2 separate regions of the Homo sapiens genome follow, and region 2 is linked to region 1. A link is a contact called in ENCODE Hi-C or POLR2A ChIA-PET data. All regions are on one chromosome and are shown on one strand. The core of a region is the stretch at or near the end of the contact, and the rest is flanking DNA. Distances in the headings are between cores, read along the strand shown. Region 1 holds the start of ATP9A (ATPase phospholipid transporting 9A (putative)). Region 2 has its middle 48 kb from the start of LINC01429.

Evidence for each region. A loop is a pair of places that touch in the nucleus more often than their neighbours do. ChIA-PET counts read pairs that join two places held with the same protein, here RNA polymerase II (POLR2A). Pooled maps may share reads with other maps.
Region 2: a pooled map shows a loop between it and region 1 (2.3-fold over the local background). The contact joins the enhancer-like site here to the promoter of ATP9A in region 1. A Hi-C loop is called at or near these places in 1 of 50 pooled maps. POLR2A ChIA-PET finds 5 or more read pairs at or near these places in 4 of 52 experiments (Caco-2, H1, OCI-LY7 and 1 more).

Annotation. Positions count from the first base shown.
Region 1 is chr20:51,767,024-51,769,723 of GRCh38, reverse strand. It overlaps ATP9A (ATPase phospholipid transporting 9A (putative)), which reads left to right and starts at 1,334. Exons shown (of 28, transcript NM_006045.3): 1 at 1,334-1,422. The coding sequence starts at 1,355.
Region 2 is chr20:51,909,086-51,911,785 of GRCh38, reverse strand. No RefSeq gene overlaps it. Among named protein-coding and RNA genes, the nearest start is that of LINC01429, 48 kb to the right of the region's middle. Within about 2 kb of position 1,390, at least 5 of the 41 ENCODE cell types and tissues checked have a DNase peak (open chromatin) inside an H3K27ac peak, as active enhancers do; they include PC-9, where a contact is called at or near this core.

The sequences.
Region 1 (2,700 bases), core at 85-2,584:
CTGGGAGGCAGAGATTGCAGTGAGCTGAGATTTTGCCACTGCACTCCAGCCTGGGCGACAGAGGGAGATTCTGTTTCAAAAAGAAAAAAAAGAAACGGCGTCCAACATGATCAGTCATTAGATGTAACTATGTAAAAGTCAGCTTTAGATTAGTTTATATGGTATTATTACAATTTCAGGCTCTTTAGTTACATATTGATTTTTAAACTCCCTCACTTTGTTCCTTCCCTCTGTTTTTTTTTTCCTGCTCTCATAACTTTATCAGGCCTTTGAAAAGTTCATGGGTCCCAGACACTGTGTGGGAGGGTGTGGAAGTGAGTGTGGATGTGGGCTGCGGTGGAGATAGGTGTGTGTGTGAGACCGTGAATCACAGTGACAGGTAATGCAGGGTGACTGTCTGAGGCCTGAGAGTGGGGCCCATGTGCAAGCCCAAGAAAGTGGCTGGTGTGAGAATGAGGGTGTTCAGACTATTGAAGGGTGTTTGGATGAAAGAGGCAGGTGCGTGTGTGTCATGGTGAGTTCCCAGAATCCAGATAGAGAATGAGGGTGAGGATGGTGAAGGTCAGAGGGTGAAGGAGTCTGATAAGCTGAGGGTCCCTGTGTGACTGTGATTTCTGCAGGCACATGGGTGTGAGGCTTGAGAAACTGGGTGCATGGATGATGGTGACCAACAGGAGGGTGAGAGTGTTATGTGTGTGTGCAGGACTCACATGTGATTGTGAATGTTAGATGTTGCAGGCAGTGAGCAGTGGCAGGTGTGTGTGTAGGGCCTGGGCGTGAATATGCACGTTGGTGCAAGAGTGAGTGAGAATGACTGACTGATGGGGTGAGCGTGGCCGGGTGCCCGTGTGATTGTGCATGTCAGATATTGGTGGGGATGAGTGTCACAGCGCGCGTGTATAGGGCTGGGATGTGATTGTGAATGTGGGATTTTGCGGGGGGTGCGGTGGCAGGGTGCGCGCACGGCGGGCGTGGGCGGGGGGCGCGTGGCCGGGTGGGCGCGCGTGGGGGGCGCGGGCGCGGGCCGGGGGCGGGGACACTGCAGCGGTCGCGGCGGCGCGGACACGGCCCGGCCGCCCCCCGTGGCAGGCGCGGCGCGGCGCGGAGCGAGCGGGCGCAGCGCGGAGCTCGGGCCCATGGTGCGCCCGTGTCCGTCGGTCGGGCCGCGCGGGCGCTCCGCGCGTGGCCCGGCGCTCGCGAGCTCGCCCCCTCGCTGCGGGCCCGGCCCGCCCGCTGCCGCCGCCTCCTCCCCCGGGGCGGCGCGGCGCCGGCGGGCGGCGGCGCGGAGGCCGGACCGGGCGGCGGCCCAGGCGGCGCGGGGGGCGCGGCGGCCAAGGCGGGCGGCGCCGCCGACATGACGGACAACATCCCGCTGCAGCCGGTGCGCCAGAAGAAGCGGATGGACAGCAGGCCCCGCGCCGGGTGAGTGGGCCTGGGCCCGTGTTTTCCTTTGTCCGCGCCTCCCGGAGCCCGGCGCTCGGGCCAGCCTGGCCGGGCCTGACAGGTTGGCCGCGCGCCGCGCCCGGCGCCATGAGCCTGGGGCAGGGCTGGGGAGGCGGGGAGGTGGGGAGGGGGTCCCTGCGCTTCAGCCCCGGGCGGCACCTAGCCTGATGCCGGCCCTTTGGGGTTCGAGCGCCCGGTTGCCTGGGCCTCCTTGCCCACCTTCCTTTAGAAACCCCGAGAAGCCGGGCCCGCCCCAGTGCTGTTTACACACTCGCGGAATTCGGATCAGCCGTGCTTTCTCACCGTTTTATTGTTCCGTAATTAATATCTGTCCGTAATTAATATCTGAGGTAACAATTTGGTCAGTGTCACACCGAGCTCTGCGCTTGGAGCATTACTCGGGAGCCCAGATATGCTCAGCTTTTAGGGGGGCGCGGCCTACGCCTCGGGGTACCCCATCAGCGCCCCTGGGTCCCAGCCCCAGGAGGCTGCGCCGAGACCACCTGCGCTCCGGTGGCCCCTTCCCCCTCCGCCCGGGGTGGACCCGAACCAGCAGTCGCAGGAGGGTGGGAGGGTCTCCTACTGGCCGCTTGGTGACACTACCCCTTGTGTTCTCCCCCCACAATTTCGGGGAAGGAATCCCACGGCTGGGACAGGGGCTGCCACCTGCTGTGCCCTTCCCGCAGTAGGAGACCCCGAGGGCAGCTTAGGCGCGGAACAGGCAAGGGTTTTTCTGCATTTGGGAAGAGGGGACGGGTTGGTATTTTGCGCCTCGCCGTCTTCCTGTTCGGAGGATGGCAGCGTGACGCGTTGAGGTTTGCGGGGCTCTCGTATCGCCTGCCATAGACTTACCTGGGCGTGAGGGGCGGGGGTGGGAAGGACGGGGGTGGGCGCTGGTGCAAATGCAGATTTCCCGGCCCCCGCCTAGACCCGCCAATCAGAGTTCTGGGGGGCGGGGCCTGGAGATGTGCAGCTCCACAGGCCGCGCAGGTGAGGCTGGAGCCCGCGGGAGGCTGAGCGCGGTGTTGGGCGGGGCCTGCGGCCGCTCTGCTCCGCCCTTCCTCGGGCGTCTGGTCCTCTCTGGGCATTTCCCGGTGGCGGCCGCTTATTGCAGCGTCAGTTGCTCGGAACAGGAGACGCGGCGGGTGGAGTGAACCATAAGGGTGGCTTCACCAGGTGTCAGTGGAATTAAAAAAAAAAAAAAAAAGAATGGTGCTGGCGGCCATTTTGTGGGGTCTTTGTCCCTGGCTTCCTGAA
Region 2 (2,700 bases), core at 141-2,640, 140 kb before region 1:
CCTTGGTCTCCCCAGCATCACCTGCCACCCCGTTCATTTCCATGGCCAAACCACCCCTGGGGAAAAAACACAGGAACACAAGCTCTGCCTCACAGCCATAATACAATAAAAAGCTAAAACAACCACAGCTCCCATTTATTGAGAATTCTCCTGGAAGTACAATATACACACACCCACACATCTATATATAAATACACACACACACATATCTATATATAAACACACACACACAATTACATGTGCAATATATACATATGCAACATGTGTACACGCGTATGTATACACACATGTATACCCTTAAAACAACCCTATGAGGTGGGGACTATTATTAGCCCCATTTTAGAAATGAGGACATCAGGTACAGAAATGTTAAGGAACTTGCCCAAGGCCAAGGTGGAGGAGGCCTGGGTTTAGACCCAGACAATCATATTCTAGATTCTACCTGCTTAACCATGATGCGATATGTTGGAAGGGTTTTAGATGGGTGAGGAACATCCTTAGAAAGCATTCTAAACAAGTGCCCATTTGATTTAGGGTATTTATGCATCTGGGACTATCTCAAGCCATAAGTTCTTCTGATTTCATAGTTTTTCAAATACCAAAAAACACTGTACCAACAAAAATGTTGGTATTGTAGTTTTCAAAGAATAGTGCCTTATTAAAAGGGATATTAAAATCTCAAAAAGTAGCTTTGCAGTGAGTAATGGCTAATGACAAATAAATTTTAAAAGGAAATGAGGGTGGCTGTTTGAGTAAATACAGTCCTAGACAAGGGGTGTGTCGAGAGCAGGATTGGAATTCCACAGAAGTCTTTTCAGCGTGGCTGTACAAGAAAAGGAGTCCTTAGCCTGCTATTTTATGTTTGATCATGTCCTCTTGTTAATAAACTTGCTGTGCTCCTATTTGGCAAGCTCCTGGCTATGCTGTAAAAAGGCATTGTCCCCAGAACGTATTTAAATTTCAAATGCATGCCCAATAAAACCGAGCCCAGCGCTGGTTAAATTCTCTGCATAACTCAAGGGGTTATTTCATTTCACTCCTGCTCTTAGGAGTTCTGCAATTGGGTTTTGTCCACCAGCCCCTGCCCCCAAGCCTGTCTTTCTTTCTCTCTGCAATCTGCTAGCGGCAATTAGCCTCAAAGATATACCTTTGTGCTCTGGTTTGGTTTAAAAAGGCATTAATCTTGGTTATAGGGAGAACACTCTATGCTAATGTGTGTTTTATTTTCAGCAAGTCTTATTGATCTGCACTTTCAATTCTTCCTTATTAATGTCCAGCAGCCCAACTTTTAAAGGGTCAAATTTCAAAGAGACTACATCCTCTCCTTGGGAAGTACTCCCCCCTCATATTTCTGGAAATGCAAGTAGAGTATCTGGCCCCTAATCTATATGCATGGATTGAGTCATAGAAGGCTAGAGGGTGCTGGTTCCGGCCCTGGAAGCTAAGGATATCCAAAGGAGAATTTCTAAAAGTCGTCACTGAACTTTTATAGAACGCTAAGAAAAAAAAGAAAACAGAAAATCACCTCTGAATTTGCAAATCTCTCTCTTTTGTTTTGGGACTATCTAAATGTAACTTTTCAATAGTTGCCTACCCCAAATGGTTTTCTCCTGCTATTTGTGGAAATTCCAAAGTTAGCCATTAGTCATTGGTGGCTATTGTTAATGACAGTAATATAAACTGAAGAGGAAAAAGATGATTCCAACCTCTAAACTTAAATTTTTAAAATACATTTCTTGTTTTGGAGTAATTTTAATTTCACCAAAAAGTTACAAAGACATTGTATTAAGAGTTCACACATACTCTCTACTCAATTTCCCCAGATTTTGACATCTTACATACCACGGTAACTGAGAAATGAACATTAGTAAAATACCGTTAACTGACCTCTAGACTTTATTTGGATTTTACTGATTTTTCCACTAATGTCTTGTTCCTGTTCTAGGATCTAAGATGCCACATTGCATTTTTAGTGGTTTCCTTTTTTCAAATCTTATTTTGGTTTTATTTCCGTTGACCTCCCCAGGATACCCCTCCCTCCTTCCCTCCTTTTTTTGGCCATTCAATAAAAAATCACAGAAACGTCGGCCGGGCACAGTGGCTCATGCCTGTAATCCCAGCACTTTGGGAAGCCAAGGCAGGTGGATTGCTTGAGGCCAGGAGTTCGAGACAAGCCTGGCCAACATGGCAAAACCCCGTCTCTACTAAAAATACAAAAATTAACTGGGTGTGGTGGTGCATGCCTGTAATCCCAGCTACTCGGGAGGTTGAGGCACAAGAATCACTTGAACCTGGGAGGCAGAGGTTGCAGTGAGCCGAGAATTGCACTACTGCACTCCAACCTGGGCAACAGAGTGAAACTCTGTCTCCAAAAAAAAAAAAAAGTCTCTTAAATAAAACCTTATTGTAAATTAATACGTATGTATTCTATAAGATGTTGGACAAGGTAAGTAAACAATAAAAATCACTCAATGATGGCTCACGCCTGTAATCCCAGCACTTTGGGATGCTGAGTCGGGTGGATGGCCCGAGGTCAGGAGTTCGAGACCAGCCTGGCCAACATAGTGAAACCCCATGACTACTAAAAATACAAAAAATTAGCTGGGCATGGTGGCACATTCCTGTAATCCCAGCTACTTGGGAGGCTGAGGCAGGAGAATCACTTGAACCCGGGAGGCAGAGATTGTAGTGAGCCCAGAC